3 separate regions of the Mus musculus genome follow, and regions 1 and 3 are each linked to region 2. Evidence: chromatin loops called from intact Hi-C (ENCODE). Cell type or tissue: heart. All regions are shown on one strand.

The links. Hi-C counts contacts between places; a loop is a spot of excess contacts. Peaks named below come from ENCODE experiments on the same cell type or tissue, not always from the same donor. Only the 100,000 strongest peaks of a DNase experiment are listed, where the experiment ranks them.
Region 1: a loop joins it to region 2, with 4 times the contacts of the local background. A loop is called at or near these places in 16 of 42 quality-filtered maps.
Region 3: a loop joins it to region 2, with 7 times the contacts of the local background. A loop is called at or near these places in 37 of 42 quality-filtered maps.

Annotation. Positions count from the first base shown.
Region 1 is chr9:49,480,959-49,488,958 of GRCm38, reverse strand. It overlaps Ttc12 (tetratricopeptide repeat domain 12), which reads left to right and starts at 2,734. Exons shown (of 22, transcript NM_172770.3): 1 at 2,734-2,813; 2 at 4,217-4,289. The coding sequence starts at 4,232. In heart, a CTCF peak has its summit at 3,544; a DNase peak (open chromatin) is centred at 2,908; H3K4me3 peaks cover 1,796 bases; H3K27ac peaks cover 678 bases.
Region 2 is chr9:50,525,243-50,533,242 of GRCm38, reverse strand. It overlaps Pts (6-pyruvoyl-tetrahydropterin synthase), which reads left to right and starts at 4,587. Exons shown (of 6, transcript NM_011220.3): 1 at 4,587-4,686; 2 at 6,294-6,373; 3 at 7,959-7,981. The coding sequence starts at 4,607. Bco2 (beta-carotene oxygenase 2) reads left to right here. Exons shown (of 12, transcript NM_133217.3): 12 at 1-156. In heart, CTCF peaks have their summits at 2,113 (motif pointing right), 4,450 (motif pointing right) and 4,789; DNase peaks (open chromatin) are centred at 4,532 and 4,732; H3K4me3 peaks cover 1,261 bases; H3K27ac peaks cover 1,408 bases.
Region 3 is chr9:50,459,705-50,467,704 of GRCm38, reverse strand. No RefSeq gene overlaps it. Among named protein-coding and RNA genes, the nearest start is that of Gm32462, 22 kb to the left of the region's middle. In heart, a CTCF peak has its summit at 4,584 (motif pointing left); no DNase peak of the experiment used is centred here; H3K4me3 peaks cover 473 bases; H3K27ac peaks cover 634 bases.

The sequences.
Region 1 (8,000 bases), 1.0 Mb after region 2:
TGCTTTCTTAATGGAGTCACAGACACTTCCCAGCAGAGGGGAAGCTAGACCAGTCTCTGACAAGCATGGAGCAGTCTGCTTGGCATGCCCAGGGAGGAAACCATAAGCTTAGGTGGAAACTCGCAGGGGGGTTGCTGACAGCATTGTCTGCCACATGGGTGTACATAGGAGTCAGGGCAGTCAAGTGGGGGAGTTTTGAGGGCACAGACCAAGGTTCAGGTCTTGCTCGGCCCCTGAGAAATCTCGGTCCCTTTTATCTGTGTGTTCTTGACTTAAGAAATGGGAATAAACAAAACATTTACATGAAGTCATACGTATGCCTGGCACACGGGACTGCTATTGTGGTTGTTGCAAATATTTTCCACACCATCATTTCAGCACAGAAATATCAAGGGATACTCTTGTCTCCTGCAGACACATGAACCTGCGATCCTGAAAACTACTCCTTCCTCTACAGTGGCGAGTTAGAACAGAAAAGATAACAGGGGAATCCAAGGGGCAGGGATTTTCAGCTTAACAGATTCTTTCCCTGTAGGGACACGTGGTTCGGAGAAAGAAATGAGGCAGTATTTAGTGATTCTTCTTGGGGAGGCCTGGACAAACCCTTCTCTCAGAATCTTGAAACCAAAGCTGCCAGGCTAGCTGGCTCCTGCAGCCGAGGGTCTTGTCTGGCAGGCTGTAGTTTGGCTCCTGGATTCTGGTGGACTTGTCTCCACAGGCAAAGGTAGTTTGTTTCATTCTGCATGAGGCTGAGAACTTTTTTTCCCACTCTCTTCTGAGCTTGTATAATATAATTGATGGGAAAATGCAAGGAGTTAGGATGGTTTGCACGGTGGGGAGCGAGCTGAGGGAAGGAGTAGCAATGGTTTCTATTAATCTGAGTCTCAGATTTACGATACAGTGGAAGATGACCAAATGTTCCCCCGTTTTTTTATTGAAGGCATAAACCACAAAACTGGAGTCTCGCGCAAGGGATTTAAGCTCCGTAAAGTAAACTCATCCTTGAAATACAGCTCACTAATGCTTTTGAAAGTCTCTGCACACGTAAACCACTGTGCTGGAGGGAGGACACACAGACATTGACCCTTAAAATCTAACAACAGTCATCCTGATCCGCATAGATTCGCCCACAGCACCCTTAGATTTTTGGCATAGCATCAAGTGAAGAACACGTGGTCAGAGTGGCTGAGCATGTTATGCCGAGGCAACAAAGCCACCCAAAATGTTGACCCCCTTATCAGCCGGGTCTACTGCTTACTCTTCTATGAATCAAAGGTAGACTGGGTTCTGTGAATGCTCACACAGGCCTCCATTGGCTAACTGCTGGGTGGGTGGGGGGGCATAGTCAATGAGTCACACTCGGGTTATTGAAGGTTCTTGTTCACAGTTGCTTATCTGTATACCACACTGGCCATATCAAGTTACCAGGGCACAAAAGTAAAATCTACATAGGCCTGGACAAAAGAGCATGAGACTCTTTGCTGCCAGGTGACTGACTTTCTGGGGTCACTTAGGACTTCTGACCAATCCGAGGTAAGTTTGGTGGCACACACCTGCCATCCCAGCACCCGAGACAATAGGATCACCTTGAGCTCGAGGACACCCTGGGCCACAAAGTGAATTTTGGGCTATGCAGGGCCACAGAAAGGTATAGCATCCAAAACACACACACACATACACACACACACACACACACACACACACACACACACACACAGACCAGCTAAAGAAGCAAAGTGAAACAAAACAAAACCCTAGTAATCTATCAAGTGTAAGATTTGTCCCCGCAAAGTGGCTTGTGACTGTACCACTGTAATCTTACTCTTCAGGACAGATGGCCCTTGGAAGCCTGATGCAAACTGTCAACTCTCTTATCCTTTCTCCATCCGGAATAGCATACTTGACAGTTTCTGTAGGCACATTTGCTCATCTAAGTCCACGTGCTAGAAACAAAAAGACAAAACAAAGGCAAACCTCTGGTCCTAAGGAATGGGAACTAGTCCTATAACACATGGGCTTATGGGACTGGGGAGGGCAGAGCTGCACTCCATAGCAACAGGAATGGAAGCCGTCAGACAGAAAGAGCTTCTGAAGACGCACCAGCCAGCCAGTCTGTGGCTACTGAGCATCACTATCCAAGGCAGTCCTGGGTGCAAGTGAGTCTGTCCCTTCTTCGGCCAGTAGTTCTGGAACTCCCATCGCCTCTTCTTACCTGGGTTCTTGCCTGGCCACTGGCTAGCCTCAGGCACTTTTTTGTAGATTCTGGTTTTGACTGATCTACATTACCCACATTTTAGAGCTCAGGACTCACCACTCTTCCATTCCCTGTGATGTGCTCTCTCTACCCTAAATCCTACTGTTGTTTGTATATCACTCACTTCTGTAGCTAGATAGGATCCAGCCCCCTTAACCATAGCTTTGTCGGAAAAGTGTCGTTTTTCCATTTCATTTACGAGAAAAATTGAGAATCAAAGAGACGGTACTGCCTTGGAGGCCATACATTGGTCATTAAAAACAAACCTGGACTCACACCGAAGTACGCTGGATGGAGCCTTTACATTATGGGACTAAAGATATGAAACCAACTGGGAGAACCCTCGCGGCTCCAGAGTGGAAGGGCTTTCACTGACGTTGCTTTAGCGACCAGCCGGCACCAACTTGCTTCTGGGTGGGACATCCCAGCTTCAAACGGGGCAGCGCGTTCTTTGGGTCACGAGAGGCCCCGCCCTCTCCAAGGCCCCGCCTCTCCCCAGCGAAAGCCAGTCACAGCCTGTCCTCAGCTTCCACTTCCCGTCCGATCCTGGGCACTAAAGGTCAGTCTAGCCGGGTGGCCGTGGGGAATCTATCTTGGAACTGTTCCTGGCCTGGGCTTAGAGTTGACAGAGGCCACTGACTCGGGCCCTGAGTTTGATCCAGTACCAGCTGCAGGCTGAGACCAACCCTGGAAGCACAGGGCCAGGACGCTGGGGAGCGGTTGCCTGGCAACAGTACAGCTGTCCCCGCCCTCCCTCCATGGAGTTGTGTAGTACCGAAGGGTGGGGCTCGGGTGTGGGTCCTCCACCCCACCGCCGCTCTGCTCCTTTCCAGGGAGCCTTGGCTCTGCGTTCCTGCTGACCCTTCTGGCTTGGGTGTACTGTTCCAGAAAGACTGGCTTTCTCCGTCCATGAAGCGCCTGGTTCAGGCCAGCCTGTAGCTCTGCACGAGTTAATTCCCTCCTCCACCCCCCACCTCACCCCCACCCCCACCCCCGATGTGAATCTCATTCCTAGGGAGTGTTAGCTGTTTGAGCCATATGCCAAGGCTGTTTTCTAGATAAAAGAAGCCTGACTAATCACGCATCCACGTTCAGGGTGCTACAGTCAGACCCGTGGTGTCCTCTGGGTTCGCATTATGATTTCCATAACGTAGACGGAGAAACTGGGACTCACGGGCTAATTGTGCATGTCAAAGTTTTAGTTCGCAGTTGTCTGACTGCACTACCAAGCCGCCTGTCTGCAAGCTGGAACCACAGTATAGTGTATTTAAAATATGCATACCTAGGGGGCGCTCCCAAACGAGCTGCGGCTCGCTGTGGGCCAAGGCTGGGGAAGTTTATCCTTCTGGTGATCTTTAGGTTGTGTGGATACGCCTTTGGGTACCTCCGAGGTTATCATGTAGTCTTCACATTCAAAATCAAGTGTAATAAAGCTAATGTACTTGGTAGAGTACTGAAAAGCAGACGCTGGTGCACTGTGGCACCTCCTCTTCATCCTCAGAAACAGGGCGGAGGCAACGGTTTTAATGGAGTGTGGACATGTTCATGAAGGTAGTCTTCTCCCTACTTATCCTGTGCTTTGCCTGGCCCAAGCTTCCGACTAGGCACACCTGTCATGGCCAAAGTTGGAAGACCACACTCGTCCCCCAGCCCTGGCAATAAGTCGGCTCCTCTCCCAGCTTCCTTTGCCATCAGGTCCCTAAATCACAGTGGTTGGTGGTTAGCTTTGGAGGAATTATTGTAGAGCATTTCCCCCCAGCAGAGGCAGGGCTGGCAGCTCTCCGGAAGTGTGGCCACAAATAATAACTGTCCCTTGGCCTTAAACAGCAGTCAGAGGGAAATGGCTCACCCTGCTGTTATTCACGACATTTACAAACACTTAGTCTTAGACAGATAATAAGCCCGATGGTTCTGTTTAGTGTTTTATATTATTAATTTCATAATTTATACTGCCTCCCTTAGAGATTTGTGTCTGCGATGGCTGATGATCAAGAGAGAGACTTGCAGAGATTTCTGGAAAATGTGGATGAAATAAGTAAGTCGCATTAAGTCACAGGCTGAGTTCTGCCTTGGAGCGGTGAAGTGGGTGAAGAAAAACGAAGTTAGCTCCCTGGCTTGTTTGACAGGTTTATGACTCTCAAGGAAAAAAAATGTAATTGAAATTAAACAGAAGGCTATTGAGGTCTCAGTTACAGCCTTGGGGCAGTATTTTCTGGCTGTTAATTGGTATCATAGAAGTTATCATGGTCTAACTGAAGTTCAGGCTGACGGCTCTCCTCCAAGCACCTTTCCTGGTTGCCAGTGAGTCTGTCTGTTCCCTTTGAGATCTATTGAGAGCCTACTTAGTCATCTGTGTTCCTCTTGTAGGCAGGGGACATGAGTCTGTGGCTTTCCCTTCAGATATGTCAGTTACGTGAATGGCTTATGAGTTTCATCCTCTTTCTCAGCACCCCCTGACCCAAGAACACCCTTCCCAAGTTCAAAGAGGTAGAACTTAAGAGAATGTCCATTGAGCCATGCAGCACATTGAAGAGACTCCAAACCAGTCTATCCCTGTCCCAGCTTTAGGGAGCTTGTTTGTAGCTAAAAAGAGTGCATGTGCACACGCACACACACCTTATTTAGCAAGTAGGAATATGTTAAATTGGCAGGCTGTATGGGTGAAAGAGAAACAAAACAGATTTAGAAATAAGGTAACCTCCTGGGGATAAGTAATTGGGTATCCAGTTGTGCCCGCACCAGCCTTCCCTGAGCTCCTTCCTGAATGCTTTTGTGGCCTTGGTACACTGCTATCTTCATGTGAACCCACCTGCCTGCTGGCCTCTATATTGCCTCCCTGCCTTTCTTTCAGAGTCTCGGGCTCTATGGTCAATTGCCAAGGCTACCACCATGCTTCCATCCTAATGTGTCCGGAATTGAGTCATCCCCTCTCACTTTTTCTCCTCTCCCCTTCCTAAACCAAACTCCTCTCTCTGCTGTCTCCTGGTCTCAGCTGGTGGCACTGCCACCCACAAATCTCCAAGTCAGTGGGACTCCTCCCACCTTTCCATCTGTGTCCAATCAGCCTTCAGCTTTGGCTCCCCTCACCCCACCGCCCTGTCCGGCTTCTCTGAGGCGCCCTCTGTTCTGGTTCCTCTCTGCAGACTCTCTTAACAACTTGTAATCGTTGTTTCTGCCGCCAGGCCCACACTCCCCACAGAGTAATGTATCTAAAATGCAGATCTGGCCAGACACTTCTCTGCTTGTGTTCTTCTTAGTCACAATGACTCAGGAGCTCTCATCGGACTAAGTCCTCACGTGACCTTCTCCCCGAGCCCCCTCATCTCTCCACATCTCATGCGTGAGCAGCAACAAGCGGCTTGCAGTTTACTTTTGTCTTGGTTAGGGTTTTACTGCAGTGAACCGACACCATGACCAAGGTAACTCTTATAAGGACAACACTTAATTGAGGTTAACTTACAGGTTCAGAGGCTCTGTCCATTATCTTGAAGGTGGGGAGCGTGGCAGAGCCCAGGCAGGCATGGTGCAGGAGGAGCTGAGAGTTCTACATCTTGTTCCGAAGGCAAGCAGGAAAAGCCTGGCTTACTGGCAGCTAGGATGAGGGTCTTACAGCCCACACCCACAGTGACACACCTACTCCTACAAGGCCACACCTACTTCAACAAGGCTAGCCCTAGTAGTGTCACTCCTTGGGCTAAGCTGAGTTCAGTGTTGAAAACAGATATTAAAAAATTAATTTCAAGGTGATATGTGGAAGGAAGAGAGAGTTGAAAAAGTGCAGAAGAACCTAACCCAGTTTAGGTAGTTGTATTAGTCTCATGAGACTATCACAAAATACCAGAAGCTAGATGAATTAAAATTAAAAATGTATTTTATCACTGCTCTTGAAAATAGACTGTAAGAACAAAGAGGTGGGGTTCGAGGATTAGCCTAGGGTCCCTGACCAGCAAGCCCCAGGGATCCACCTGTGCCTGCTTTCTCTGCACCAGGATTGCAGATGTACTGCCACATGCAGCTTTTTACAGGGGTGTTGGGGATCAAACTCGGATGCTCAGATTCGTGTGCTGGCAAGCATTTTACCACGAAAGTTTTCTCCCCAGCTTCTTCTGTATACCTTTCTTTGGGGAATTTTTTTTTTCTTTTCCAGTGAGTAGGGATCTTCATGTACCTAAATCTCCCTTTACCACTCAGGGAAAGCAGAGAGGTGGTCAGACCCAAGTCAGAGCTTACGAGGAAACGTACCTCTCCTGATCAGTCACTGTCCCAGGTTGAGACCCAGGGAACGGAGCAGTGGGACCTGCATATGCACAGGTCCACTCACACTGCAGCATCTCCCTTTTCTCCATCAGAGCCTTCTCCCAGCCATGGAAGTCCAGGCAGTTTCTGAGTCTGGTCCTGGCTATGGAAATGGCTGTCTGGGGGGGGGGGCAGTTTCAGAGTTGATGATGATATTCTTGAGGTCTTTGACTATGGTGCTGACTCCTAAAGTTATCTCTGATGCAGACTATGGCTCAGTGTGGCTCTTCATTAAGACCACTCTGTGTATTACACACACACACACACACACACACACACACACACACACACACACACACAGTATTTATTTTACATCCTGACCACAGTTTCCTCTACCTCTTCTCCTTCCAGTCCCTCCCCTCCACCTCCCCTCTCCACCACCACCACATCCACTCCTACTCTGTTTCTCTTCAGAAAATGGCTGGCCTCAAAGGATATCAACCAGCCACAGCAAATCAAGCTGCACTAAGACTAGGCACCTCCTCTTCTATGAAGGCTGGACAAGGCAACCCAGTAAGGGGAAAGAGTCCCCAAAGCAGGCAGCATAGTTAGAGATAGCTCCTGCTCCCACTGTTAGGAGTCCCACAAGAAGACCAAGCTACACAAATGTAACATATGCGCAGAGGGCCTAGATCAGGTTCATGCAGGCTCCCTGGTTGTTGGTTCAGTCTCTTTGAGCCCCCATGGGTCCAGGTTAGTTGATTCTGTGGGTTTTCTTGTGGTGTCCTTAATCTCTCTGGCTCCTACAATTCTTCCCCACCCCCCTCTTCTGCAGGATTCCCTGGGCTCTGCCTAATGTTTGGCTATGGGTTTCTCCATCTGTTTCCATCAAATGCTTGATGAAGCCTCTCTGATGACAATTGAACTAGACACCAATCTATTAGTATAGCAGAATATTACTAGGACCCATTTCATTGACTTTTTCCTATTCACGTTTAGTTCTATCACAGATCTAGCTATGAAACCTCTAGGCAGTGTCAGGGGCAGGTTCCCTTTCATGGCAAAAGTCTCAAGCTGGACCAGTCATTGTTTGACCACTCCCCAAATTTCTGCTCCACTATTATCCCAGCATGTCTTGTAGGCAGGACAAATTGTAGGTTGAAGGTTTTGTGGTTGTTTTGGTGTCCTGATCCCTCCACTGTAAGCCTCGCCTGGTTACAGGAGGTGGGCAGTTCTGGCTCCATATCCCCCATTGCTAGGAGTCTTAACTAGGGGTCAATATCATCGGTTCCTGGGAGTTTTCATTGCCCAAGGTTTCTAGCTTGTCCAAAGATGTCTCCTGATTCCAGTTGTCTCTCCCAGTCCTCTCTCCCTCAGTCCTGAGTCAGACCTGATCCCTCTTGTTCCCATCTCCACTTCCCACTGCTGTGCAGTCCACTCTCCTGATCCACACATGATGTCTATTCTGTTTCCCCTTCTCAGTGAGATCCACGATCCCCCCTTGAGCCCT
Region 2 (8,000 bases):
ACGTGCTGATAGATCCTGACCACCACGGGATCATATTTAAATTCTTGTTCCCAGCTTGTGGCACTACTTTTTTTTTTTTTGTAGCAGTGGTAAAATAACTAATAATCTCCCCATGTATGGTTTTATATTTCTATTAAAACACAACTTGTGAGGTAATTATGATCATGTATATTTTTAATACCATTTAGAAGATCTATTTTATGTTATGTGTGTGAATGTTTTGCCTGCATATATGTATGTGTGCCACATGTATGTTTGGTGCCTGAGGGGGTCAGAATGGAGCATCAGATGTCCTGGAGTTACAGATGGTTGTGAGCCCCTGTGTAAGTGCTGGGAACTGAACCCAAGACCTCTGTAAGAGAAACAAGCCTGAGTCTTTCTCCAGCCCCTTTATATATATTTTAAAATATTTACGTATTTTGTGTGTGACTGTGTGTGTGTGTGGTTTGTGTGAGCACATAAGTAACCGCACCCCTAGAGACCAATACAGGTGCTGGGAATCAAACTCAGGTCCCCTGCAAGAGCGGTGTGCATCCTCTCAACTGCTTAGTGATCCCTTCAGCCCTGGCTCTATATTGTCCTAGGCCTCTTTCTTGAAACCATAAAACAGGTATTGGTATAGTATTTAAAGTTTTTGCAGGTATGGCGGCACACACCTTTGAACCAGCACTCCTGAGGCAGAGGTAGGCAGATCTCTATGAATTTAAGGCCAGGCCAGCCTGTTGTTATGCATAGTGAGGTCCCATCTCCTAAATAAATAAATAAATACTTTAAGTTTTTTTTTTTTAGATTTATTTATTATTTTATATATAAGTACACTGTAGCTGTCTTCAGACACACCAGAAGAGGTCATCAGATCTCATTATGGATGGTTGTGAGCCACCATGTGGTTGCTGGGATTTGAACTCAGGACCTTTGGAAGAGCAGACAGTGCTCTTACCCGCTGAGCCATCTCGCCAGCCCAATTTAAGGTTTTAAAATAATTTGTTATTACTGCATGTGTGTCTATGTGCAGACAAGGGTGCTTAAGGAGACCAGAGGACAACTTTCTACAGTAGGTTCTTTCCCTCTGCCTGGAAACTTCTGGGCAGTTCTCCATTCTCTAGTTCCCCATCTCCACAATGGAGTGTTAGGGTTGGTTGCGGCATCTGTCATCAGGGTTGTGCAGTGAGCTTCTTTACCCACAGAGCCACCTTGCCATCGCTGGAGAATATCTTGAAGATAGTCTAACATTGATTTAATATTCTCATCTCTAGCTAAAAGAATACATAGAAAGGGTCAGCAAGATGGCTTAGCAGGTAAAAGGAGCTTGCAGTGCAAGCTCGATAACATGAAGTTGGTCCCTGGAATCCACATCAAGATGGAGGGAGATAATTGACTCCCCATCCATGTGCTGTGGCAATCATGCTACCCACCTCCTACACACAAGTTTTGAGAAAGGAATATATAGAAAAGAAGACTAAAATTAGGCCATTACCTCTATTACATAGGTGACCGGAGGCTCTGGGAAGAGAAATACAAATGGTCAAGGACAGTTGTAGACTTAGAGCAGTGTTCTCAGCCTTCCTGTTGCTGTGACACTTTAACACAGTTCCTCATGTTGGGGTGACCCCAACCACACAATCATGTTTGCTGTACTTCATAACTGCTGTTTTGCTACTGTTCCGAATTGTAATGTAAACCTGTTTTCTGATGGTCTTAGGTGACTCTTGTAAAAGGGTTGTTTGACCCCCCAAAGAGGTCTTGGTCTATATGTTGAGAACTACTATCTTAGAATCTAGACCAGCACCTTGCTCTCTCCAAGTCTGTAACAGGCCACACACAGTCCATCTGTTACCATTGGCCCTAAGGAGTTTGGGACAAGAAGCCAGTGCTATCGTGTTTGGTGGCCTCTGAGTTGGGTGTTCCCCTGCTGTCTGTGGCAGATGTTATGCCAGTTCACTTCAGTGTTCCTCTTACAGACTACCCAATACCAACCCCATCTCTCCCTCAGCTCAGTCTTCACAAGTGGCTGTTTTGAGAGACATTGCTAAAAGCAGGCATTTATTTCAAATCTCCAGGTAGATAATTTTCCAGAAGACCGCTGGAAAGCAAGAGGTTCTTTCTTTACTTGTGCAGCAGGTGGCAGAAGAGACCACACAATCTTCACATTTCTAAGTCTCACATTTTACTAACAGCATTCAGGTAAACTGCAGCCTCCCCTACCCCCCAAAGGCCTTTTTCCTTTTCCTTTCTGTTACCCCTTGGCTGAGATTTAATCTCGGACCAGCCAAACTGCCCAGGGTCCTTCTGTCTGCTCATGTTTCTGGAAGTCTTCCAAGATGTGATTTGGGACATGGGCTAATTTGCCACACAGTCCTGGATCATGCTGTCCTGGAATGTCAGTTTCTTCTACAGATGTCTGAAGGGATTATTCTAAATCCCATTAACCCTTTCCTCTTCAGGGAAGTGTACCTTACACATAAATGTCTTGTGTAGAGGTTTGCACGGTGACAGTAACTTATAGGGCTAAGTCCTGTGTGTGGTTTTGTGAGAGGCAGAGTGTGATGCATAGACAGAGCTAAGATTACAGATGTGGGAGCACGGAAGCCAGTCACCTTGAGAGGATAAGTCTCTGGATGTTCGCAGATGTCTATGGGGAAAAAGCACCCCATGTATTTCCTCAGATCAAACATGGAGGTTTAACATAGCTTGTCTAGACATGCAGGCCCGATGGGTTCTAACTTCTGAGAAGCACGCATACCTGAATGCATCTCTTTCCTGCACATGAACCTTCACTTTATCTCAACACAGCAGTGGTACTCAGTGCATAAGTGAGAGGAAAAGGAGAATGAGAGGGCCTGCTCCTGGCTCAGCCTACAACAAGAAAGCAAGATGCAGAACGGAATGTAAGATGGCCAGGATTGGCTTCCTCCTCCTCCTCTTCCTCCTCCTCCTCTTCTTCTTCCTCCTCCTCTTCCTCCTCTTCTTCTTCCTTCTCCTCCTTTCCTTCCTGTGTGCATAGCACCAGAGAGTAGGCCACACTTATCTGGGCAAGCAAGACTCCATTATGCCTGAAAATGTTATTTTAACAGTTGGGAATTCCTTTCTCTTGGAGAAAAACTAGATGGGAGGGGAAAGGCAGGGTCTCTTTTCCGTTATATGTAGAAAGACATTTACAATTCTTCCACTACTTGGTCTTCAGTCAATATTTCCAATACACTCTCCTCCGTTTTGCATGCACCCCAAGGTAGCCAAGAATTTGTCACTGTGCATTAAGCAAGCTACGTTTCCACATTTCCTTTGCTTAAACTCTTTCCTCTTGGGATTTTCTATTTACCCATCTGTTGGACTCCTTAAAACCCATCTCAGACTAATTTGCTCTTGGAAGCTTTCTTTTACTCTCTGACACAGAAATGGTAATTTTTCACTTGACATATTATTTGTTGGACTGCCCCCATTAAACTGAATTTTCAGATAACAGGGACCATTTTGTTGTTCTGAAGTACATGTGTCTAATACTTAAAGCATCTGGGATTAAGGTCTTAACTGTGGTGGTAATGCAGGCCCTTAATCCGAGCATTTGTGAGGCAGAGGGGCAGAGGCAGGTGAGTTCCAAGCCAGTCTGGTCTACAGACCAAGTTCCAGGACAGCCAAAGATACTTGGGTAAACATTTTTTTTAATTTAGTTTTTAAAATTTAATTAATGGATGGGTGATGTGGGGGCTGCCTTGCCAAAGGTGTCCATTTGAATTATGTATAGGATTTTATCCTTTTGAGACGGACCTTGAGCTTGTCACCCTCCTGCTTCAGCCTCAGTGCTGGGATCACTGATATATGCCATCTCTGACTGACAACATTTAATAGAAGCTAACCTTCTGAGACAAATATCTAAACACAGAACCAGCAAATGTTGCACAAGAGCGGTTGGGATTACACTGGAATACCTTTCCATTTCAAAAACTCTGAAAGCCAGGAATCTAAAACCAGGAACAGCGTATTCCTTCTGAGGGCTCTGAACGGTGAATCTGTTTTCTGGCTGTCTCTGGTTTGAGGAAGTCTCTTTGTATGACATTCTCTCACTTGGATATTGAGATGTCAAAATTTTCCTTTATTTTCCACTTAAGCTAGTGTTTTACTATGTTGCCTAGAACAGATCGGGACTCCTAAAATCAATGCCCCAGCTTCAGCCTGCAGGGTAACTCTAATGACAGTGCATTGCCATCCTTAGCTGGGGTTTCTTTTTGGTTAAGGACACTTTCAATGTGGTACCGGGCTGGAGAACATCTGATAAGGGCACCCAGACATTGGATTTGTCAAACCCAGGACTGTCAAAAATGAAGCGAAAGAAGAAGACACAAACTAACCTGGCAATTTAAAAATCCAGGCCTCTGGCTTCTCACCCACCCACTGGCCCCAGGTATTTCTGACTGCCTAGCGAAGACTGAACAGCAGGGGGCGCTAGTGTTTGCCTCCAAGTCGGCCGAAGGGTGCCGCGAGTCGAAACCACTCCCAGGAGTGCTTTCGGCAGGGAGGGCCGAGTTTGCACTGCGCAGCCGCGGGGGCGGGACTGGCCTCGGTCCCGGAAGCCGGAACCGCTAGCTTGTGAGTCTTCGGTCCGAAGACCATGAGCGCGGCGGGTGACCTTCGTCGCCGCGCGCGACTGTCGCGCCTCGTGTCCTTCAGCGCGAGCCACCGGCTGCACAGGTGGGGTGTGCCCACGTGTGTCACCGCACGCGCGGGTCTTGTCCCGCTATGTCCCTGGGGGGCGTGGCCACGCGCGTGGGTTAGAGCCGAGCTGGGGCGGGCCGAAGAGGAAATGGTGAAGGTGCGGAGCTGCACTACCGGCACTCACCCGGGAGAGGGCGGTATAGCTCCGATCCCGGAGGATCCACTCTGGAGAGTTTCCCTCCAGAGGTTGCCCACATCCAGAGGTACAATGACAGGAGCATGGGCTACCGGGTGCAACCCAAGGTAGTTTTCATCCCCCTTTTACCAAAAAAGTAAAACCAGCCTTGATACTTTCCAAAGGAGCAACACAGTCGGGAATTGAATCCCAGAGAAACAAGACCGCACCTGAGAGTTGGTTTCAAAGGGAGCTTCGTTACTCACTTGAAGGTTTGCTCTTTGGATCTGCATGTCATCATCAGAGAACGGCCTTTTCTAACAACAGGGTTGTCATAGGGAACAGCTGACACTTGTCATCCCTCTACCCCCACCCCTCCGTGTGGTCAAGTTGGGTACAGTGAGAATTTTCTTCAAAAGTCTTGTGAGCTGTACTGCTCTAAGTGCGCAGTAGGAGAGAGTGAAGGGGATAAGAAAGAGTTTAAAGAATTTAAATAAAAAGTTGTGTTTGTGTGTGCTTGTGTGCTGTGTGCACAGCTTGCACGAAAGAGTCTGTGGAAGCCAAAAGAGGATTCCTTGAAACTGGAGTTACAGGCTTCTGAGCTGTCACGTGGGTGGGCTGGGACCTGAACCCTGGTCTTCTGCAGTAGCAGTAAGCACTCTTAACTGCTAAGCCATCCTTCCGGCCTCTCAAAAGGGATTTTTATAATAGGAAGCTTACACACAAGGTTAGTAAGGATGCACAGATAAGTTGACTGATACAGATTCATTAAGCTAATTGTTTTCTGTCTGGAATGACAGCCATGTGTAGTAAGTTTAAAGTTTCACCTGACTTGAGTGTCCTGGAACACATTGGTAAGGTTTCCACTAGGCAACTGCTGAGGCAGAGGAGGGCAAGATTGTGAAAAGAAGAGCCTGAGGTCATTATTTGTCAGGAGGAATGACGTTTTTAAGCCGCTGGAGGATATGTATGTCTTCGTGCTTATCACTGCTCCTTGCTTCATCTCTTATCCCATAGCTAATACTCAGGGCTTGTTGAATTGGAAGGTGGAGCCGGGATGTAGCACAGTAGGTAGAGTGCTTGACTACACAGTGCCTGCTTACATAGATCTCAGGACTTGGGAGGTGGAGGCAAGAGGGTCAGAAGTTGGAAGTCGTGCTAAGTTACCTAGTGAGTTTGAGGCCAGCCAGGGATAGAGGAGACCTCGACAGAGAGAGGGCAGGAGAGACAGTGCTGACTATGGGCAGAGTTGTTGACATCTTACTGTGGACTAAGTGGGTTGAGATGAAGGTCTTGGATGATTTATGTGGTAATCTAGTTTAATTAGAGAGTGGAGTGTTGGTTCTTGATAGAAACGGGGATCATGATATGCAAGCGATCTAACCAGTTGATCATCTACAGTGACATGAAATTGTAGAGTTTTCTGGACGTCTGAACTTCGGGCTGACCTCTATCTTTCTCCTGTCAGCCCATCTCTGAGCGATGAAGAGAACTTAAGAGTGTTTGGGAAATGCAACAATCCGAATGGCCACGGGCACAACTATAAAGGTGAGGGAGGGGCACATTCCCTCCTAGCCTGTTGGGAAGAAGGACGAGGGGGCTGGGAGCCAGACGCTTCCGGGACAGGGTCAGGGCTCTGAGCCCTTCAGTGGAAATTCAAGACAGAGTCATTGTCTTGGTTGGATGGGTGTTCTGGTTTACCTCACAATTGTCTACCATGTTAAAGACAGTAGAAAACAACAACAAAATGAGTTAAAGCATTTTCTTTGACATTCAAATGCATAATAAAACTGCCATTCGCTGTTTCCTTTTAATTATGTTGGGCTAAAACTAATGTTAAAATTTGATTATAGTGAATGTTTGAGGACACAGGTATGTTTAACCTGATTTAAACATGATACCATGTATATATGAATTGAAACATCAAATAGTGCCCCTTTATATGTAGACTTTTTATATTTTATGTATTAGCTAAAATGTAAAACTTCATAGTAAAATAAAAAGCAATTATTTTGAGTAAATACTGGCTAATGAAACGTAAATTACTTAGGGTGCATTCTATTGCAGAAAAGGGGGCTTTCTAAAAATGATTTATTGATTTATTTTATGTATGTGAGTACATTGTAGCTGTACAGATGGTTGTGAGCCTTCATGTGGTTGTTGGGAATTGAACTTTTAGGACCCTCTGCTCATTCAGGTCAACCCTGCTCGCTCTGGTCAGCCCTGCTCGCTCAGTCCCTGCATACTCTGGTCCAAAGATTTATTTATTATTATACATAAGTACACTGTAGCTGACTTCAGATGCACCAGAAGAGGGGGTCAGATCTCCTTACAAGTGGTTATGAGCCACCATGTGGTTGCTGGGATTTGAACTCAGGACCTTTGGGAGAGCAGTCAGTGCTCTTACCCGCTGAGCCATCTCATCGGCCCCCAGGAGTTTGTATATAAAACTTTTCTGGTAGTATCCTAAGAAAGTGATTTGTGGGAGGAGAAGGGACATGATTCTCAGAACAGGCCTCCTAAGCCCTGGAGTGGAGTGGTGTATGGTGAGACAGGGTTACAGAAGGCTTGGAGAGATCAGAGTTTGTGGTTTAGCTCCTGACTCTCATTTCCTGTTACCTCTTAGCCTCAGTGTGCTTACTCACAATGAAATACCCAGTGGTGTGTGTGTGGAAGGGAAAAAGTCCAAACTTATAAAGGTGCTGACCAGTTTTCAAGCACATCAGGTGACTACCCGCTGTTTTATGAGCTGACAGTGAACGACGACTGGTTTTGCCTGCAGAGGAGGTGGGTCAGTTTGCTACATAGCTGGATGCGCATGCGCATTTCCCACTTTACAGGCAGAGACTGAGCGGCATCTCCCTCCTCCCAGTGATGGCAGCCTTATAAGCAGGAAAGCTTCACTCCTTTTTGGATTTGCTAATTTTCTCTGCTCAGCCAAAGCTTCCTCCAAGCTCCTCTGTCAGAGCTGAGTCTTCATTGACCGATAAAAAGATCTTAATGAAAAGAATACCTATTTGGAGAAAAGTTGAAGTATAGCCTTGGGGACCGTAGATCTATGTTTCTGTCGCTAACTTGCGCTAATCTGTTGAAAGTCATGTTTTGTTGGTATTTTTTGTTTTCTTTCTCACAGTTGTGGTGACAGTCCATGGAGAGGTACGTGCTGGAAAGGGGC
Region 3 (8,000 bases), 66 kb after region 2:
GCTGATTGCTGCTCAGCTCTTCTCTTGGTTCCTCCAAAGCTTCTTGGAAGTGCTTCCCCCAGCTTCTCGAATCGAAGGCTTCTCAGTTTCCAGGTCCCTGGTTCAATGCCACTTCCTCCCAGAGGTGACTGTAGCACTCCACGGCTTTGTTAATTCTTGAAACTGTCAGACTTTAATTTTCAGAAAGCCTGTGCAAAGTAGGATCTTATTGTCTAAAGCGAATTTCCTTCGAGTAAATGAATGCATGCCTTATATGTTCTCTGCCAGATGATGTTGTAGTTTGGGTTCCTGTTTTACAAGGCACATACCTTTGTTTATTATTCTACTTGGATATGAAACACTAAACTTTTGTGAGTTATACCTCTCTTTAAAATGTGGATAATTTGTAAAAGCCTGTTGCTAGCCAGAACAACACTGAATGGACTCAGTAGCTTATGAACACATGCACACACACACACACACACACACACACAAATGTATATTAGTATTGTTAAACATATAGATGTGTGTGTGAGTGTATGTTTGATGTATGTATAAAAATGCCAATGAAAAAGTCATGAATTTGTGAGGGAGTAGGGTGGACACAGGAAGAGCTGGAGAGAAAGGGGCAGGAGATGATGTAAAAACAGTACTCATGTATGAAATTGTAAAAAAAAAATTAAATCACCTGACTTCTTTTTCTTTTTCTTTGTGGCATATATTTTGGAATAAGCATTTTCTTTCCCACACAAATCATATTTCTAACCTTTATTTCTATAGTCAGTGTTGTTCTGAGTTAATTTTTTTCTCTAATGATGTTTTAGAAAGCCATTTCTTTCTTTAAATCTCTGTAGACAGGGTCTTGTGTAGCCCAGGATGAAGTTGAGGTCTTCTGACCCAGGACTATAGGTGCACACTGTAGAGCCTGGTTTATATGGCGCTGGAAATGGAACCTGGGGCCTTGTGCATCAGTCCAGCGCTTTATAGCTGAGCTGAACCCCGGTCTCCTCTCCCCATTTTCTTTTAAAATTTAGAAATTTCACTTGAACTTATCAGAGATTTATTTTTGTGTTTGGTAATTATAGCCGAGAAGACTCTGATATTTTCTTCTATGGGTAACCATTTCGAGCAACAGCATTTACTTAAGAGGCCATTCTGTCATTTTCTGATTCCTAATGCCAGTGATAGGACCTGGGGTGGGCTGTTTACACAGAACAGGAAAGTCTTCTCTGGTGACGGGGTATGTGACCCAAGGGAACTCTTGCGGTGATTTGGAGGCTATTTCTTTCCAGGCAGAGGAAAGCCAATGGCGTACACCCTAAGATGGAGACTCAGTGCTGGCTGGAGGAGCAGCCCGGAAGTCAGTGCTGGTTGGAGGAGCAGCCCGGAAGTCAGAGCTTTAGAGCTGGGCCTCAGTGGGCTAGACCAGAGGAGTGGGAATGCTTATCTCAGCCGAACCAGGATGGAACCGGAGAGCATAGTGTATTAGTTACTTTTGTCTTGCTGTGACCATATACCTCAGCACAATGATGTAAAAGAGGAATGATTTATTTAACTCACGGTTTCAGTCTACCGCGGCGGGAAGGACCTGGGAGATTGTCACATTATAGCAGACAGGGTTCAGAGTAGAAAAGCAACCGGAAGGGGCCAAGGTGACACCAAGCCCCTTATGACATGTCCTCAGTGACTGACTTCTTCCAACTACTTCCTGACTTCCAGTTTCAATGGTTCCTAAATTCATTCGAATTTTCAATTCAACAGTGGGTTAAACCATTTATTAGGCCAGAGCCTTCTAATTTAGTTATCTGGATTCACCCTTATGGTTATACTACAGCCACTCTCAATCCAACCAAGTAGACAATCAAGTACCTTTGAATTTTACTACTACTACTACTACTACTACTATTATTATTATTATTATTATTTTGTGTATGGTTGTTTCATTGGCCTGTGTGGCTGTGACCATGTGCCTGGTGCTTGCAGAGGACACAAGAGGGCATTGGATCCTCTGTTATTGGAGTCACAGACAGTTGTGAGCCACCATGTGAGTTGGAAGTTGAACCCAGGTCCTAAGGAAGTGTTATGGTTTGTATATGCTTGGCACTATTAGAATGTGTGGCTCTGTTGGAGTAGGTGTGTCACTGTGGGTGTGGGCTTCAAGATCCTCATCCTAGCTGCCTGGAAGCCAGTATTCTGCCAGCAGCCTTCAGATGAAGATGTAGAACTCTTGGCTCTGCCTGTTCCATGCCTGCCTGGATGCTGCATGTTCCTGCCTTGATGATAATGGACTGAATCTCTGAACCTATAAGCCAGATCCAATTAAATGTTGTCCTTTATAAGACTTGCCTTTGGTCATGGTGTCTGTTCACAAGAGTAAAACCCTAACTAAGACAGCTGTTAATTTTAACAGCTGAGCCATCTCGTGAGTCCCTAAAATCAGAATTTAACTATTATGAATAGACCCAGACTTTGTTCTAACGTGAGAACAGTGTTTGAGGCCTTAGAGAAGAGAGCTGTGGCCAGAATTATGTTTCTAAGTGACCACGTTGGCTTCTGTGTGGACCCCAGACTATAAGAGGCTGGTATCACACAGATGTCAGAGATGGTGGTGGCAGAGATCAGAGGGGCAGTTGAGGTGGGAAGGACTTGTCCAACATGGAGTGCATTTTGAAGGGCTAGGCAAGAAAATCTGCTAGTGGATTGGAAGTGGGCAGAAAGACATTCAATCTTCCTTCCAGCTTCTTTTGGAACTTCTACGGGATGGTTAAGAGACTCTTAATCCACCTGCCCCTTTTAGATTTTCTTTTCTTCTCTTTTGAGGCTTGGGGGTCACCATGTAGTCCAGATAAAGCAGGATGGCCTGTGCCTCACAAGTGCTGGGACCATAGATGTGCACAATCTTGCTCAATTCCATCGTTTACACTTTTAACTCCTTGACTCTGTGGTTGGATTCTGGGAGATTCTGTGGTGACTATTCTATGTATTCATTTATTTTATTATTAAAGCTATGTATATATGTAAAGTAGGCATTCCTGAGTTTGGACTCCCTCAGAAGGCAGAAGAGGGCATCACATCCCCTGGAGCTGGAGCTCTAGATGGTTGTGAGCAGAGAGATGTCAGAGCTGGGATCTGAATTCAGGTCCTCCGAGGAACAGCTTTGACCTTTGACCTTTGACCACTGAGCATCTTTCTAGCCCTACCTTAAAAATATCAGCTACTACTCCAGTTATGACCAGTGTAGAGGTTTTTGGGTTTTTTTGTTTTTGTTTTTTTTTTGTTTTTTTTTTTGACAGGATCTTTCTACTTGGTTATCCTGGAACTCATGTTGTAGACCAGGCTGGCCTTGAACTCACAGAGATCCTCCTGCCTCTGTTTCCTGAGTGCTAGGATTAAAGGTATTTATCACCAGGCCCGGGCACTTTAGAGATTTTAAAAACTATTTTGTTTTTAAATGTAATGACAATTTTTTTTTTTTTTTTTTTTTGGTTTTTTCGAGACAGGGTTTCTCTGTGTATCTCTGGCTGTTCTGGAACTCATTTTGTAGACCAGGCTGGCCTCGAACTCAGAAATCCGCCTGCCTCTGCCTCCCAAGTGCTGGGATTAAAGGCGCGTGCCACCACTGCCCGGCTAAATGTAATGACATTTTTTTCTTTTCCAAAATTAATTTTTAAAAAAATCTGCGTGTTCTATTATTGGGTACTAAGCCAGAAGGGTCAACTTGCTTCAGTTGGATTCTTTTTAGATGAACCTCTCAGAAAAGTAGTTTGCTCCTGTAGGAAGCCACAGAAGTTGGTGCAATGCTGCAGCAGACAATCCTGGTTGACAATCAGGGCTGTCCCCTGCCCTGTGCCCTCAACACCCATCATGTCCAGAGAGCAAACCTGCCATGCTGCACCATGCAGCTGCAAACAAGAAGCTGGTTCCTCGGTATCTATGGCTTGGAGGAAATGTTTGCACTACCTCCTACTGAGAACGCTGGACCCAGTTTTGCCCTCTCCTGCAGATGCTGCACCCCACCTCCAGTTATTCCAGGAAGAGAATGATGTTTGCCCAGTCAACAGCTTCAAAGGCTCTCAGTTAGGGCCATGCTTCTTTGGCTATGCCCCCCAATAGAAATGAGCCACCAGGATTGGTTCCGTGTGTTTCTGGTCCTCTGAGTGGGTGGGCTCAGCCAACGGATGCTGCTCCAGCAGTCAGCTGTGCCAGCTGCGAATAGGTAGTTCACCTTCATATGACTCCGTATGACTGGGTCCATTTCATTTATGACTCAAACATCCTCAACACACTGCAGGCTGCTTCCTTGAACTCATTTCTTCGGTTTATCTGCTGCTGCTGCTGGCTGTTATACTTAACAGGAGGATTCTGTCATGGGAGGGAACCCAAAGCAGTTAACATGGCTGGCTGGCTGGTGCTTATTCTAGGAATAAGACAGCCTCTTTGGACTACCGTGTGCACCAGGCATGCGTGTGGTGCACACATATGCATGTGGGCAAAATATCCACACACATAAAATAAATGAGTTAAAAAAAAAAGAAAAAAGAAAAAAACAAAACAACAAAAACCCTACAGCAACTGCTTCTTTTGGAGCACCTGTGCCCCCTGGTGGCAGATAGTAGTACGGCCTATGAAGACCCAGGCAAGAATGGGCTCCAGATCACTTCTCAGAGCTAAAACAAAAACAAAAACAAAAACAAACAAAAAACTCCCTCAAAATCCAGCCAAAGCCCACTTATGTCCTGTATTGGTTACTTTTACTAGTTACTTTTGCTTAATTACGATGAAGTAGCCGACAGAGGAAGGATTTGTTTTGCCTCGGGGCTTCAGAAGGTCAAGAGAGTGGGGCGCTGCAGGTGGCAGAGCCGACCTGCTTGTGCCACAGGCAACCAGGAAGCAGAGGAAGGGGAATGCCCTCGCGGCCTGCGCCAGCTCCTTTCCTTCTTCCTTCTCTCCAGGCCTTCGACTCCTGCGCACCACCCGCATTTAAGGTGAAACTCCCCCTCAGTTAACTGCTCTCCGGAACCGGCACACCCACCCAGAGGTGTGGGTCTGTGATAGCTTGGTTGTAATGCAGCCAAGTTGACAACCATGATTTCCCATCACAGGCCCCATCTATTTCACACCCAAATGATGGCCTGCGTCAGCCCGATCAACTCTCGTTCCAACGATTCCTGTATTGAGCAACCAAGTTCCTCCTTGCAACTCTTGGCTATCGGTCTACCTCTGCTTAGAGAAGCAGCTGTAGGCACCCATGACCTTTCCCTGTGTCCTCTCAGTGGTTTGCAGGCTGACTTCTCTCAGATTTCTTTTTCTTTTCTTTAGAATACACTTTTATTTATGTGTGTGTGTGTGTGTGTGTGGTATGTTTATGTATGTTATGTTTGTGCGTGTGGTATGTGTGTGTGTGTGTGCACTGTTTGTGCTATGTATGATGTGTGTATGTATGGTATGTATGATGTGTAAATATGGTGTGTGTGTGTTTGGCAGGCAATGGCAGGTCAAAGGACAAATTTCAGGGGTCTCTTTTCTCCTTCTACCTTGCTGAGTCAGGGTAATTCTTATTCCTGTTACTCTGGTGGCCCATCTCTTACTGAAACTCATAGCTGGCCCACGACTTTCCAGGTATTCTGCTGTCTCCACTTTCAGTCTTACTTCAGGAGAGATGGGATTACAGATGTGAGACACCACATCTGGCTATGGAATCGAGGTTGAGACTCAGGTCATCAGGCCTTTTACCCACTGAGCCATCTCTGGATTTCTCCTTAATCTCCCCTAATCCCCCATACAGTGTTCACTCCTGTGGCCTGCTTCTGTGAACTGTGGTTATCATGTGAACCTTGTGAAACATCACCTTGCCTTGAAGGAGCCTACTTGGTTCCAGAAAGGATGCTGCTGCCTTGTGGCTCTCAAAGAGATGGAAGAGAAGCAACCCCTCCCAGCCCCTCCTTGTCTCAGCCTCAGACCCTTGCTGGGAGGCCTGACTTGCCAGGTCCTCACAAACCCACTCTAAGAATTTGCTCCCATTACACAGGGGAAGAAATCTTCAAGATACTGTGAGGATAACCAGGAGCCTGGGTCTGAAGGACATTAGAGCTCCAAACCACTGCATTTTATATACTGTGTTGAATTCACTTAAAAAAATTCATCAAGTTGGGTCTGGAGAGACGGCTCAGTACTTAAGAACACGTACTGCACTTGCAGAGGAGAGGGCTTGAGTCCAGTTCCTGAAACCCCTAACTCCTGTTCCAGGGGATCTGTTGCCTTCTTCTGGATTTTCTAGGCACCTGCACTCACCCACTATGCATACATAATTTAAAAAGTAAAAATAAAAAGTAAAAATTACCAAGCTGAAGGATCATCTTTCCCCAAGTTCTCTCTCTCTTTTTTTTTTCTTTCAGAATTTCCTGATTTGAGCAGCTGCCGAGGGAGCCGTGCTAGATTACACTCGTTTGAGGAGCAGATTTGTACCCTGTAGGATGCAAGCCCTCACTGTTTGCTTCCTTGGATGCTACCATTTGTCCCTAACACCTATTACCAGGCCATGTATGCAGATGCTGCTCCGTAGCCTTGTTGGAGAAATAGTGAACAATTTGATGCGGAGAAATGGGAACAATCTGACAAGTGCTGATCTAAGCTTATTTAAATACACATGGTAACAGTTTTACACATCCGGGTCCCCAGGCAACCAAGAGGACATTGAAGCTGATACATTTTGACAAGTGTTATAATAGTAAATATGTATAAGGCATTTGTCTTAGTCAGGGTTTCTATTCCTGGACAAACATGACCAAGAAGCAAGTTGGGGAGGAAAGGGTTTATTCAGCTTACATTTCCACGTTGTTGTTCATCACCAAGGAAGTCAGGACTGTAACTCAAGCAGGAAGCAGGAGCTGATGCAGAGGCCATGGAGGGATGTTACTTACTGGCTTGCTTCCCCTGGCTTGCTCAGCCTGCTCTCTTATAGAACCCAGGACTCTCAGCCCAGGGATGGCATCACCCACAAGGGGCCCTTTTCTCTTGATTACTAATTGAGAAAATGCCTTACAGCTGGATCTCATGGAGGCATTTCCCCAACTAAAGCTCCTTTCTCTGTGATAACTCCAGCCTGTGTCAAGTTGACACAAAGCCAGCCAGTACAACATTATAATAAATGGGAAGCATGGGACCCAGTGAGTTAGAGAATGGTGTGGTGAGGGGAAAAGTTTGAAGTATTCTATATGTCCCCCCTGGCCAGATGTGTTAGAAAAAGCCTAGTCCCTTTGAGCATGATAGCTTCCCTTCTGCTGGCTGAAGCACAGTGAGCAGTGTGGAGAGCTGAGCCTGGGCTGGCCTTCAGCCCTTGCACCCAAGCCTTCCCAAGTGCCTCTGGGCACTGAACCAGTTGCCCAGTGCTTGTGACCACCATGAGTGTAGCTTGTTCTTCAGTGAGGATTTCACTGTGTGGAGACGATTTGCAAAGGAAAACGTAAAAGGAAGAGGAAACCCAAGGTATTCTCCAGGGAGGAAATATTCCTTGGAATATGCTGACCATGGCTTGGTGGTTAATCCTAAACAGTGTTGGAGACTGTTGTATGTGGTAGACAGAATAATGACCTCATGCGATGGCCTCTTTCTAATCCCTGGAACCTGTGAAGGTGTTGGATGCTAGTGGGTCTATCAGAATATCTGAAATCAGAGTATCTGAAAAGATACTGGGGGAGTCCTGACACAACCACCAGTGTCCTAAAATGGGAAAGAGGAAGAGGCAGAAGGGCAACAGCCATGTCATGTTAGAGACCCTTGACTTGTTCAGGTGTCTCTGTCTTTAAGGACCAAAGAGGATGCTGGCCTACTTTGGAGGCTGAGAAAGGAGGATACTTCGAGTCCAAGAGTTTGAGGCCAGTCTGAGAAACACAGTGAGGTAGTGAGAGCTCTGCTTAAAGAGGGTGGGGGAGGGGGGAGAAAAGGGAGGAGAAAGAAAGAAGGCTAGAGCCAAGGGAAGTGAAAAGGGGAAGGAAATGGGGTTTTCCCTACAGTCACCAGAA